Linked DNA regions of Homo sapiens: region 1 is linked to region 2. A link is a contact called in ENCODE Hi-C or POLR2A ChIA-PET data. All regions are on one chromosome and are shown on one strand. Each heading gives the region's core, a stretch centred on a gene start or an enhancer-like site at or near the end of the contact. The rest is flanking DNA. Distances are from core to core; before and after follow the strand shown.

What was found. Hi-C counts contacts between places; a loop is a spot of excess contacts on that map. ChIA-PET counts read pairs that join two places held with the same protein, here RNA polymerase II (POLR2A). Pooled maps may share reads with other maps.
Region 1: a map of astrocyte of the cerebellum shows a loop between it and region 2 (3-fold over the local background). The contact joins two enhancer-like sites. A Hi-C loop is called at or near these places in 2 of 168 maps with a recorded cell type or tissue (astrocyte of the cerebellum and posterior cingulate gyrus) and 2 of 50 pooled maps. POLR2A ChIA-PET finds 5 or more read pairs at or near these places in 2 of 52 experiments (CD8-positive, alpha-beta T cell and H1).

The regions. Positions count from the first base shown.
Region 1 is chr7:25,356,204-25,362,544 of GRCh38, reverse strand. It overlaps LOC124901604 (a long non-coding RNA gene), which reads left to right. Exons shown (of 2, transcript XR_007060262.1): 2 at 2,699-4,305. LOC105375195 (a long non-coding RNA gene) reads right to left here. Exons shown (of 3, transcript XR_927105.2): 3 at 4,210-4,272. Among named protein-coding and RNA genes, the nearest start is that of NPVF, 130 kb to the right of the region's middle. Within about 2 kb of position 1,869, at least 2 of the 41 ENCODE cell types and tissues checked have a DNase peak (open chromatin) inside an H3K27ac peak, as active enhancers do.
Region 2 is chr7:25,283,291-25,290,537 of GRCh38, reverse strand. No RefSeq gene overlaps it. Among named protein-coding and RNA genes, the nearest start is that of NPVF, 58 kb to the right of the region's middle. Within about 2 kb of position 1,482, at least 2 of the 41 ENCODE cell types and tissues checked have a DNase peak (open chromatin) inside an H3K27ac peak, as active enhancers do.

The sequences.
Region 1 (6,341 bases), core at 620-3,119, 72 kb before region 2:
GATGTCTCCTTCAGCAAAGTGGTTAATTATCAAATATGTTTGGAAAAAGTAGTGCTTTTGTCCCTGGGCTTTGCTATGGTTTGAATAGCTCCCCTCCAAAATTCAGGTGTTGCCAATGTGATAGCATTAAGATGAGGGGTCTTTCGCAGATGGCTAGGCCATGAAGACTTCCCCCTCATTAATGACATGAAGGCCCTTGTAAAAGAGAATTCATGTAGCATTGCTCCAGTTTGCTCTTCCTCCTTCTGCTTTGTGAGGTTGCAGCAGGAAGGCCCTCACCAGAAAAAATGCCAGCACCTTGATCTTGGACTTTCCAGCCTCCAGAACTGTGAGAAAAACATTTCTGTTTTTCAGATACTGAGTAATTTGTAATCAGATACTGATTTGTAATCAGATACTGTTTTCAGATACTAAGTAATTTGTAATTTGCTGTAGCAGCACAAACACACTACAACAGGCTCCCTCTGGAAAGATGCCTGGTTGCATAATCACAGAAGACATTGGACAGCAGAAGCCACATATTTCCTAAGACCTCTCAGACTTATGGGATGCCAGGTATTCCTGGTGAATTTCGTTTCACATGGTGCTTGGTTTCTCTTGGTTGTTTGTGTCAGAAGAGCTATTAACACCTAGTAGACACTGGTGTCCACTGGAACACAATTTGGGAAAAGTACCTCTGGTCCACACCCCTCATTTTAGAAGTGAAGTTGCTGAGACCCAAAGATACTGTGACTAGTGACAGAAAATCCCAGTTTTTCAGATATTCAGTGTTCTTCCTAATCGCCCACATTTTCCTCAGGGCTAGATATGGTCTCATGAGAATATACTTCTTTCCTTTGTTACTCTTCTGTTGAATTATTTGCTGTGTGCATGTGCACGTGGATGTGTACACTGCAAAACAGGAGAGCACGCCCTTGAGAAATGTTGGCTCCCATCCTGAAGTGGACACTCATTCATACATTCATTCCACAGAACTAGAAGCCAACAGGACCACGTGAGGAGCACTGTCATGACTGCATGATCAGAAGAGGGAATGCCTGATTCCACCCAGTAGCTGAGATGACACAAGCTGGGTTGTGATCATTCACTCATTCATTATCTGTTGATTCCACAAAGCTTTCTTGAATGCTTGCTGTGTCAAACTGTGCACGGTGCTGTGGATACAAAGATAAGGAAGACACACTCCCTGCCTTCAAGAAGCTTACATTCTAGCATGAAAAACAGGCCTAGCCAGGCACGGTGGCTCACGCCTGTAATCCCAGCACTTTGGGAGGCTGAGACGGGCAGATCACAAGGTCAGGAGATCGAGACCATCGTGGCTAAAACAGTGAAACTCTGTCTCTACTAAAAAAATACAAAAAATTAGCCGGGCATGGTGGTGGGCACCTGTAGTCCCAGCTACTCGGGAAGCTGAGGCAGGAGAATGGTGTGAACCTGGGAGGCAAAGCTTGCAGTGAGCTGAGATCGAGCCACTGCATTCCAGCCTGGATGACAGAGAGAGACTCCGTCCCAAAAAAAAAAAAAAAAAGAAAAAAGTAAAACAGGCCTTCAATAGATAAGTTTAATGAAGTGATGGAACTGTTCTGAGATAAGCCAATTTCTACCTGAGACAACAGGAGATGGGAGAAGTGTGTTTTCTGGAAATAACACTTTGAGCACCTCCTAATAGTCACACACTGACTTTGTTTCCTACAGCACTTGGAGTTCTTTCCTCAAAAGCCCAAAGTATCTCAAGTTTCAATTGTTCAAATTAATCAGAGCAGCAGCAGAGATAATACAAAACAGGGACTAAGAGAAATGCCAATTCTTTGCTTTAGCACGCATCATATGAACATCCATCCACACCCCCACCAGCAGCTTGCCTTCCTAAGTGTGTTTTCTTAAAGCAAATGCTAACATTGGTTTATATCCCTTGAGCACACACCAGCTGGATAGTAGGAGGAAGCCAGTTCAGCATTAAAAATTAACTGCAGATAATTTAGAGGGCAGACAAGCCACAGGCAGATAACGGTGTGGAATATATCATTATAACCAGTGAGGGTCTGTCCAACCCTCCCTGCAACCTCATCTCCTGGCTCTGCTGAGGTTGTGGTCTTGTTACAGGTCTTAAGACACCCTTTTTACGAATATATCAGTAGGAGCATAAACAAGGTCACCTGAAATTTAGAGGACATTAATGAGATCTAGATAAATTCAGATGGCCCGGAATGCAGTTATTAGATCATTTTCAAGTGAATAAAAGGTGAAATTTGCTTTTTACTTTGCCAACCATCTTCTCGCCAGCAAATGCCCGCTGAAAACACTCTCCAAGGCCATAAAGCGATGGGCCTTGAAAGTATGTTTCAGAGAATAACTGAATCAAATTAAACTGCTGTTTATTTTTGCCATAGGAGCTCTGACAAATAAAAATGGAAGATGTTGTTGCCATTTTCATTGACTAAAACAAATCCTTACTGGGGAAAAAAAAGAGGAAAAAGAAACTAAAATGTCAGTTGCTCACATTGTCATTCCCTGCCACTCAGTAAATAAACATAACATCTATTAGTTGTCATGGAAACGTTCCGCCTGATTCTGAGCATCAGAGCTCCACAATAAAGAACCCCTGATATTTGACGCTGTGCACAAACGACTCTTTTGGCATTTCTCATGAGCTCATCAGCACAAGAGCTAACATTTTCCCTGTTTGTTTTCTTTTCAGACACGAATGCATTTGCTTCAGCAAAAGAGACATGTATCTTAGAAACCTATCAAAAATATTTGAATACAGCTACCTCGGCAATCTCTGCTCTACGGGCTCCTCCCCCCACCTTTCTTTTAACCTTTGCCTGAGAAGAATTTAAATGGCATATTTAGTGGCTGTATATTGTGCTTCCTGTACCCACTGCTGCATAAAAGGGATTGATTTAAATCGCTTACAGTAACCATGTGGGGGAGGAGGGTCTAGTTTTCTGCACCAAATGCTCCAGGATGCATAATAAGCAACCACAAATACAGACAACAAATGAGTGTGCTTGCATTTGTCTCTTCTCTGGTAAAGAATTATTCTTTAGTACGGATGGACTGCACACTTTTAGCATCAACAAGAGAGCAGCTCAGATGTGCGAGCACCAATAAAGGATACTTAAGCCTCCGTCCCCCAGGTAATGAGTCTCAGAAATGTTGGCTAAAAAAGTCAGAGAATGTTCCTATTTATAATTTTTTTGAATCATGAAATTTATAACACCTCCCAAAGCAGGAACGGACCAAGTTTAAAGATTACAGCTGAGTGCCAGTAAAGCGTTAAAGGCAACCATTGTTAATAACAATCGGCTGAAAAGCAAGACACAGCTCATGCTTTGGAGCCGTACTAAGAGATTCGGCATCTCTAAAATCGCTAGAGCCTTTGACAAGCCAGGCATAAATCAGGAGGGATTTAAATTCCTGATTTTCTGGCATTTTTTAAGCTATAAATCCTACACATTCCTAAAACCACATGGTCCCATAACTGGAGCTGAGGGCTAGAGTAGGTCCCTGGAACAGTTCAAAGGGTCAAACTGGAATTAGGAGCTCCTGCTTCTCTCTAGGCCTTAAGGCAATTTTTTCTGAAGGACATTTAAAGATTTTTTTTTTAAAGTCTTCTGAAATGAGGCCAAGAGGGTGTTACATTTATCCCAACAATCTACCAGGGCTTTCTCGTCTTTGGATGTAACCATGTTGGGATTTTTCTAGATCTTATTAATCCATGTCTATATACTCAAGATGGTTTGGATAGTCAGAGGTCAGAAAACAATTAAAGGAGGGAGACTAAATGGTCTATAAATGAATGTGATCTATTCAGGGTTTCTTAAAATGAGCTTAAGGACCATTTGCCTTCCTGGAGAGAGATGTGGATGGAAGAGGTGTCCTGCTCCAATCCATGACTTTAGCATGAGGAAAGCATTCAGGATGAATGAAAGAAAGAACAGAGCAGAATCAGGATGCCTGGGTAAGAGACAATAAGTCAAAATAAGATGAAATGAGAACCCAAACTACAGAGTGGCAGCGAAAATGCAGAGTGAATGTGGAAAACTTGATGAAGGTAAAATCTGAAGATCTTGGCACCTAATTGGATTCGCATGAGGAGAACCAGAGAAGGGAGAGTCACTCATGTCCGGGAGGAAAGAGCACAGCATTTGTAACCTAGAAACCTGGACTGAAGGTCTTTATTCTGCCATTTACTAGTTTTGTAAACTCTGGGAAGCCATTCACCTCTGAGTCTCATTTTTATCGGTTGCAAAACAAGGCTGGAAATACCTACAAAATAAATGAGAAAATGTATTAAATGTCTGAAAGATGATGAAATGGATCATTATTTAATAATAGTCACATTAATACTTATGACTTTGAAGTCATTTCTCTTTCTTGTGCCTCAGTTTCTTCATTTGTAAAAGGCAGACCAAAGTGAACCCTACAGGCCCTTCTGGCTCTAACATGTTTTCTATCTACCTGGAGGTGATCAGTTTGGTTTGTACTTAGTGAGTGTGGGCCAGCATTCATGTGAAAAGTTTCCTGATCAAGTTGGTAACACAGATCAGGACTTCTAGAGAGATATTTTTCAAATGGCCACACGGGCCCCAAGGCAGTATTGGGGAATTGCCTAGGGAGCATTTTTGATTGTCAAAATGATTTGGAGGGCACTCCTGAGGTTAGAGGATGGGAACCAGAGATATTAATTTGTTGCACTAGGTGCAGTATGAACACAACAATGAATTGTACTGTGCATGTCCCTCGAGATACTCGAGTAGGACATTGATACTCAAAGTGGGGTCTAGGGATCCCTGGAGGTCCCTGAGTCCTTTTCAAGGATAATTCAAGGTCAAAACCATTTTCACAGGAAGACCATCACATTATGTGCCTTTTTCATTGAGTTGATGTCTCCAATGATGACACAAAAAGAAATGGTAAGTGAAAATGTTGATGCTTTAGCATTAATCAAGGCAGCAGCACTCAACTGAACTATACTAGTGGTTACTGTATCATTCCCTACTATGCACTGGGTGTTAAACAAAATCACCAACAAAACCTTCTAGTTTCATTTAAGAATGTCCTTGATGAAGCAATAAAATTAACTTCATTGAATCTCAGCCCTTGAGTACATACCTTCTTAATATTGTGTCTGGCAAAATGCTGCATATCAAAATATAATTTTGTTTAAATTGCAAACTGAACTAGCCTCTTTTGTCATGCAACATCATTTTTTACTTGAAAAAAGAAGTGACATATGTACTATGATTATTCAGATGCATATCCAGCAGACTACTTTCTCAGAAACAACAAATAATTTTTTTCATTTCCAAGAAATTACTTCCAAGAAAACAACAAAAGTACTTGTTGCCAATGATAAAATTCAAGCATTAAAGAAAAAATTAGAATTATGGAAAATTTGTACCTACCACCATGAGCTTGGCTGCTTCTCAACACTAAAAGACCTTTCTGATGAGATAAGTGTCAGTATTAACTAATGTGATTTACTGATATTGTATAATGAACTGTGTCAACATTTGGAAGATCTGTATAACTCAGTGAGCCAATACTTTACAAATAACCAACGTGTGCTCTTATAAAATCATGCACGGTAAAAGAGCCACTCAAAGTGCAAACTAAGCCAATGGATTTTAATATAACAGAGTACAAAATGTTCACTGATATGGCTTCCAATTCAACATTGCAACTAACATTTAAGAAACTATCACTTGTTAAGTTTTGTGTGTTATCAAATAATATCTACATTACCTGAAAGATCTATTACACGCTCCTGTCTTTTCCAACTATTTCCCAGTGTGAGCCTGGATTTTCTTCAAACACTTCAAGCAAAATGCCATATGGCAACAGAATAAATACAGAAGTGGATAACAGAATTTAGGTGTCTTTAATTAAGCCAGACATTAGAGCGATTTCCAAAAATGTAAAACAATGCCACTCTTCTGATTAAATTATGTTTTGTTTAGGAAGATACAGATACTTTTTTAAAAAATACTATTTTAACATGTAATGGGGTTATTTTTAAAGATAATAAATACTGTTAACATTTCACTTTTAATTTCTAATACAGTAAATATCAGTACAACCTGCATAAATGAACCTTTGAGAAGGCTCTCAACAATCTTTGCGTGTAAAGAGGCGCTAAGACCAAAAAGTTCAAGAACTTTGTTTTCCCGATGTAGGAAAAATTCAATTATCTAAGCCAACAAACATTTTCTCAGAAAAAAAAATAATGTTTTCATTTCCAAGAAATTATTTTCTATAGAAACACAACATACTTTCATATGTTCTAATGTACACCAACATCCAGGATTGCAACTACCATGCAAGTCAATGGTAGA
Region 2 (7,247 bases), core at 233-2,732:
CATCCAGTCAATAATCACCAGGCTCATGATCATAAGTATGTCAGTCAGACCAGATGTTCTCTCCATAACCTCCTCCCCTAACCCCCCTCTTCACAAATATCTACAGGATAGATCGAGCTTTCTGCTCAAGGGGAATGGGGATGCTTTTCTTCTTGGCTAACAGCTGAGAAAACAAGAACTGTTTGTGTGGGAGTGTCCAGAAGACATGGAAGGGAAGACATCCTCCATACCTTCTTCTCTTTATCCTGGGCAAGGGTCAGTCTGTGAACAGGGTCAAGCCCAATCCAGGGAACTATAGACCTTCCCATCCCCTCCAACACAGCCTCCCCAGCTAGAGTTGGTATGTGTACATCCCTACCACCTTTGAAGGTATGAAGGGATTTACCTGTGTGCACATTGCATGTCCAAGAAAACCCCTGCTCTGCCAGCTTCTCAAATGCTGCACCTTCTTCGATAGTCTCACTGATTTACCAGAGCCTTCTGCTTATTGACTCTACATGACTTCAGTCCTTTATCTGAAAGACCCATCTTTTTTAATATGTATATTTCATGTTGACCTGCAAGTGTTGTCCAGCCAGATTATCCCAATCAACCTAGTGATGGGTGGAGTAACATTTTGCATCTAAATTGTTCTCATAATCCATTGGTTTGCTAACTGGCTTAAATTTTTTTTAAGTAGAGAAAAAACTCCTAAAGAAATAAGGTCAAGTAGGAAGGAACATTCTCGTGTTTGAGAAAAAAATTGGCAGTGTGGAGTCAGCAACCTGGGCTGCAGTGCCAACTCTATTAGGTAGTAATTAATAACAACAGCCAAGCAGAATGAGGGTGATGACAGGTGGCTGCATTTATTGCATATTACTTACATGCCAGGCTACATTCTTAGTGCTTTACACACAATCTCCTTTAATCATAGTTTTCAATGTAAGCAAATTGGTCTGATGCCTTTCTCTTTCTAAGGCTTTGAGCCTCAGGTCTGTCATGCTGAAGTAATAGTCACATCACAAGGTGGTTGTGAAAATTAAGTGAGGTAGTACAGACAAATGCAATTATTAAATGCTAAAGTGCCTTAAAATATGCCTTATTATTATCTTTGTTATTAGGAAAGTTCCATTTCTTCCAGGAACACTCAAATGTAAAGTCCCCAAGCCACCACTGAGTTCTGACCGAGTGTAGAGATCTTTGGGTTAAATGTCTCCTGACAGTGGGCCATGTACCCTCAAACATAAACCAAGGAGGCCAAGTACCATATTTTAAAAACCAGCTTTCACAACATTTGACAGAAGCTTCTGAACTGATCATTATAACATCAAGATTGGAAAAGTCAGTCTTCCAATGATGAAGCTAAAAGAATCTGCCTTGGTTTTGGCCCCCAGTAGATGTTTCCATGACAGCAGAAGGAGATGCCAGCATCCAAGTAGGCTTTGCTCTCTGGAAACTTTCCCAGACTGACCATGCCCTGGAAACCTGCTCCCTCCCACAGGCCCTCTCCAGCAGGGAAGGGCATCTTAAAGAGGCTTCAGGCCTGAGTGCTTCTCTCTGGGCTGCTTGCTCCAGAATAGAGTGTCCTGGTACGAATATACACCTTGTTTTTAAAAATGTTTTCAATGGATTTTTTTCCTGCTAGTTATGATTTTAAGTGTTTCCCCAGGGTTTATTTTTAAAAATAATCCCCTGTCCCTTCAAGAGCTGAATTGAAAACGTTCACATTTTCCCTTGTTCCTCCCAGCACTGAGTTCCTGAAAAAGTGCCAAACTGAATGGTGCAGTCCTGCCGAAAGAGACCCTGCGCTGTGCTGTGTTCTCAAAGGAAGGAATGTGTTTCACATCTCTACACCTCTGCAACTTGGGACAGTGTAGCTTTCCTATGTAAGTTGCCTGTTTAGGTAGAATGATTCACTTGAAGACATCAAGCCATATGTTCTACTCTGTTGGATTTTCAAGAGGCCTCATGACCACCGCGTTAAAGCACTGAACACCATCAACTGTGGTGGAGAAAAAAGTGCTGGTCCCCCTGACCAATAAAGAAAATACCACACAGAAGTATGATATTTTGCCACCATGATACTGATAGGGAGGAGGAAGACCTTAGAGGTATATTGTTTTTAAGGGGAGGGGGCTCTGGGTTTGAATCCTAGTTTCACTCCTTATTAGCTGTGTGACCTTGGGCCAGCTATTTAACTAACCTCTCTGAGCCTGAGTTTTCTAACCTGTAAAATGGAAATAATGACAGTACCTACTTCATCACATGGTCATTAAGAATAAAATAATGAATGTAAAACTTATTTAGGACTTGCAATAAATATTAGTGTTCCTGCTATACTCACTGTATTAGGTTCCCGTGGCTGTATTAGATTATCATAGACTAGGTGCCTTAAAGCAACAGAAACTTAGTCTCTCACAGTTCTGAAGGCCAGAAGTTCAAAATCAAGATGGTGTCAAGATTGGCTCTTTCTGGAGGTCCTGAGGGACTGCCCCCAGGCCCCACAGTTGTAAGATCACCTCCAGCTCTCTATAAGTCCATGGGGGAGGCCAACATGTTTCACACCTTACTCTATGCCCCTGGTTAATTCTAAAGGCAACACTGATTTGGCCATAACGGGGTTCAGAATGCACTACCCCAAAATATGGCACTTTGACATTTGAGAAGCAGGAAGAACTCTCTGACCTCCTCCTGCCCTTCTCCCATGAAGCAGGCCATAAAACCTAGCAAAGAGTCTTCTGACCATCTCCTGAAGTAGGTCACAGACCCTCAGGTGAGAGGTACCTGTTAAAAGGAAAACTTTAGCTGAATTAAATTTAAAAGAGTTTAATTGAGGAGGGGCACAGTAGCTCACGCCTATAATCCCAGCACTTTGGAAGGCCGACGCAGGTGGATCGCTTGAGCCCAGGAGTTCAGACAAGCCTGAGAAATATAGGGAGACTTTGTCTCTTAAAAAAAAAAAAAAAAAAAAAAAAAAAAGAGTTTAATTGAGCAAAGAACCAGGCAGCCTCCTGAGCCAGAGTAGGCTCAGATACTCCAGTTCAGCCATGTGGTGGAAGAAGATGATTTATGGACAGAAAAAGGAACATGACAAAGAGAAAATGGAAGTGAGGTACAGAAACAGCTGGATCGGTTGCAGTTTGTTGTTTGTCTTATTTGAACAGGGTTTGAACAGTTGGCCACTTTTGATCCACCAAAACTCGGTGATTGGCACAAGAGTAGGCTACAGTCTGTATACAACTCCATTTAGGTTATAGTTCACGATGTATAGAGAAGGCTTTAGGCCGAACTTAAAATATGTAAGGAGGCAGCTTTAGGCTAAACTTGATTTAACATACCCATCTTATACAGAGAGGAAAGGAACATTCTTATGTCTGAAGACACAGAGACAGAAGAATCTAAACTGGCCTCAATTCCTCCCTGCCACCCCAGTTTATTACCATTAGATCATGCTCCTTTTGCCTAATCCTACTTCTCCACAACTAACCACTTTTTCATCAAACAGCATAGAAATACACAGGTTTCCCTATTTCTTTGGGTCTTCATTTCTGAAGGCTTTTGTGTCACATAAAACTTGTATTAGATAAATGTGTATGCTTTTCTCTTGTTACTGTGTCTTTTGTTACAAGTGAGAAAAATAAACATTTTTCATCCTCTACAGTTTCTGGCACCCAAAAAGGGACAGCTGATACACCCCACTCACTCCAGACTCTGCAGATGAGATCTGGGACAACTGACAAAAAGCTGGAGACAGGTAAGAATTCTTGCCAAGGTCAGCTCTCCTGGATCTTTATCAGTAGCACCCCGTGGAGAGAAGAAGGTTAAAAACTTTTTCTTTTCCCCTACTTCCCAAATTCTGATTATCAAGAGAAAATCATTTGTTTGAATTGTGACTCCTATGTAAATGTGATTTGGGGTACCCATTCATTATTGATCCTTTCCCTCCCAGGGACAGCTATAACTTTCCTATTTGTCTTGTGTCCTGAGAACTTAGCTTGACTTTCTACCTGTCAGGGCATGCAAATTGTTGGCATTGTAGTCCATAAAATTAAGCTGTAAATAGCTAAAGTTAGACCAGCCAGGATGCCAATCAACTTTTGTTTTGCTTTGCTTTTCTGCATTTTGGGGTACATGGAGAAAGTCTGGAAGATGCTGCCCTGCCTACATAAGGACATGACGACCTTGTAACCTCACTTGAATCTTTGGTCATACAATCTCTCGTATTCTGAAGATTCACCTGGTACACCAATTGTTTGAAACTCAAATACTCTGTTCTCTTGAATCGATGTTAACCATGAGTAAGTTACTAGGCTACAGGCCCTACAAAACCATAACAACAAAAAAGAAATCAATATTAATACATAATTATAGAAGGAAAACTTAAATTAAATTAGAAAGTTAATTCTTTTATTAATTTGCCTGGAATTTTAGCTTGAGGAAAAATGGACTTAATGAAAGGAAAAGGAGGTGGAAGGGAGCTTTGGGTAAAGCAGATGAGGACTTCTGGGTATTTTCAAGGGCTTTAAAGGTCAGTTTTATTCCATTCCATTTTGAATTTATAGATTTTTTTTTCCAAATGAAGAAATATTTTATAACTCTTTACATTTTTTAAAACTGCTTTCAACATGAAGTTTCATTTGTGAGAGCAACAAAATGAGTGGAGATTTTATCAGGCAACCACACTAGATGAATTCCAGCAACTCATAAATTGGCAATTGGGAAGAGATTACTGCTGCCCTAGCTCAAAACCTCACTACCCAGAGTTGGTCAGGGGCATCAGCATCACCTAGGAGCTGGTTAACAATGCAGAATTGCAGCTCCTGGTCCTAGGGAATTGGAATCTGCATTTAACAAGATCCCAAAGGGGTTCACAGGCAGTTTGAGAAGCAATGCTTCTGCCACTGAACAAGCGTAACTTTATGAAATAAAATGGCTAACCAAGGGAAAGTGCTCATAAAGAATATACACTTGATTTTCATTTCCAACAACATGGCAAATTGAGCTAAGAAGATCCTCTTGACAAAGATACTAGAGGTGTAGATAAACTATTAAGTGTTTTCTAAAAGCCAAACTCAAAAGACAAAGGGAAATTTCCAGATACCCCCCAAAACACAATGAAATTCATAGCATGAACTAATGCAGCAGAATCCCAGGGGGTATCAGACATGGTGAGAGGCTCTAACAGCAAGGAACTAGAATCATGAAATCCCCCTGAAAAATCAGAGATGAGGCCTTGAACCCAAGTGTGAGCTAGAACTCACACACTGCCTGCTTTGTGTAAGGGGAACAGGAGAACTTCCCAAGAGGGCCCAGGGTAGAAGCAAAGAAGCTTCAGGTCTGGTGGGCTCCAAAGCCCTAGCATGTGCCACATGCAGATATGGACTCCAAATAAATATCATCCACATGGTGTTGGGATCTTAAACTCATAAAATACTGCAAAAATTCATCCTAGACAAATGAAACCCTTGGGATACTCAGCCATGGCAAATATAAAACCTATAAAGATATTTCCACAGAACTGAACATACATGATTCATACAAATCAAAAATAATTCCAGTTGAAAATAAGCCCACACACAAAAATTAAAGCCACATAAAAAAGGGATTCATTATAAGGAGACATTATCAGGTACTACAATCAGTGGATTAGCATGCCCCAGAACATGAGATAACAGAACAATTCAAAAGGGACTATTGTTTGAGTTTAGCTTCAGAGCAATTTACTAGCAGACAATTTATAGATTTTTTTAAAAAGTGAGGCTAACGGATAGCTTACAGATGAGGAAATTGAAGCTGAGAGAGACAGAGTGCTAATAAGGATTGAGAACTTATAATAAATTTAGTCCCAGTGCCTTTTCTACCACATCACATTATCTGTTTGTTTGTTTGTTTGTTTGTTTGTTTGTTTGTTTGTTTCTGTCTTGTTTCATTTTTTATTTTTATTTTTTGTAGATACAGGATCTCACTATGTTGCCCAGGCTGGTCTTGAACTCCCGACCTCAAGCCATCCTTCCTCCTGGGCATCCCAAAGTGCTGGAATTACAAGTGTGAGCCACCATGCCGTGACACATTATTTGTTTCTAATAAGTGTGTAACTCATACCTACTAGTTGAATCAATTCTTTGACTTGTGGAAAACAAAAGAGAGAAGTGATTCTTAGATGTAGAAAGGAGAATTCACATCCAGTTTATTTGGTCTCCATCAGTCCTATTTCATATACACAGAAAGCAAACAAATTAGTAGGAATCTTTGTGTGCCCAAGAATTTTTGTTGAGAGAAAAAGGAGGTGACAACAATTTTGAGGCAGTTGAACAAAATGGGAGGTAATAGGTAATTAGACATCTGAATGTCCAGGATGTTCAAATGACAAGGATTTATACTTAGGAGTTGCTTTTATTTTTCCAAAGCAGGATGTCAGGTAATCGCTATACCCTGAGCTGAGCTGAGCTGAGCTTTTGCCTTTACTTCCAGAGCATTGGCATGGTGTCTCTGAAAACCTACTGCAAGCAGCAGCTCTAACCCACAAACCCTCATACAGGGTGCTAAGGAACTGTTGTATAGCTCAGGCATTGCTGCAAAGCTGTAATTTCTCATTTCTTACCCCTTCGCTAAATTATAATTTAAATTCCATCATTCAAAACTGCCTGATCTTGGGCCAGATGCATATATCACAAAAAGGCATTAAAATCTGACTTTTTATATCCCCAATAAGAAATGTCATGAGTCCATCACAGAATCATAACTCCCTCTCGAATTAGAGCTAAGAAAGATTTGAACTTCAAAGGGGAACTCTTCAATTACAGGCAAATCTGAGGGCTTTTCTGGTAACCTCTTAAAATTCTGAATTCAAAAAAAAAAGAAGATGACTTGTATTTCAGAGCAAAAGCAACCATGAGTAAATAGCAGTCTGTCAAAGGATGCTACATGTGAAAGTGAGAGAGGAGCTCATTGGTTCATTTCTTTGAAGGCAGTCCCAGGATAACTGGCAACTCAAAACTCAGTAACATTTCAGCGGAGGCCCTAAAACCCAAAACAATTACCCACTGGCTCTTCTGCTGGCTAAGATTTACATCTAGTGGGTTCATCAGGACAGATACCACAGAGGCTCTGCAAAGAGTACTATGGAGCTTAGTGACTTCAGAGCTTGCTCTTGGAATATTTATCATTTTAGCTCAGTCAATAGCTAGTCCTTTGCCAGTGAGGAGATAAGCAAGCAGTCTTAACAGTCTTGATCCTTTCAAAAGATTTTTGTTCCACAGAACACTGGG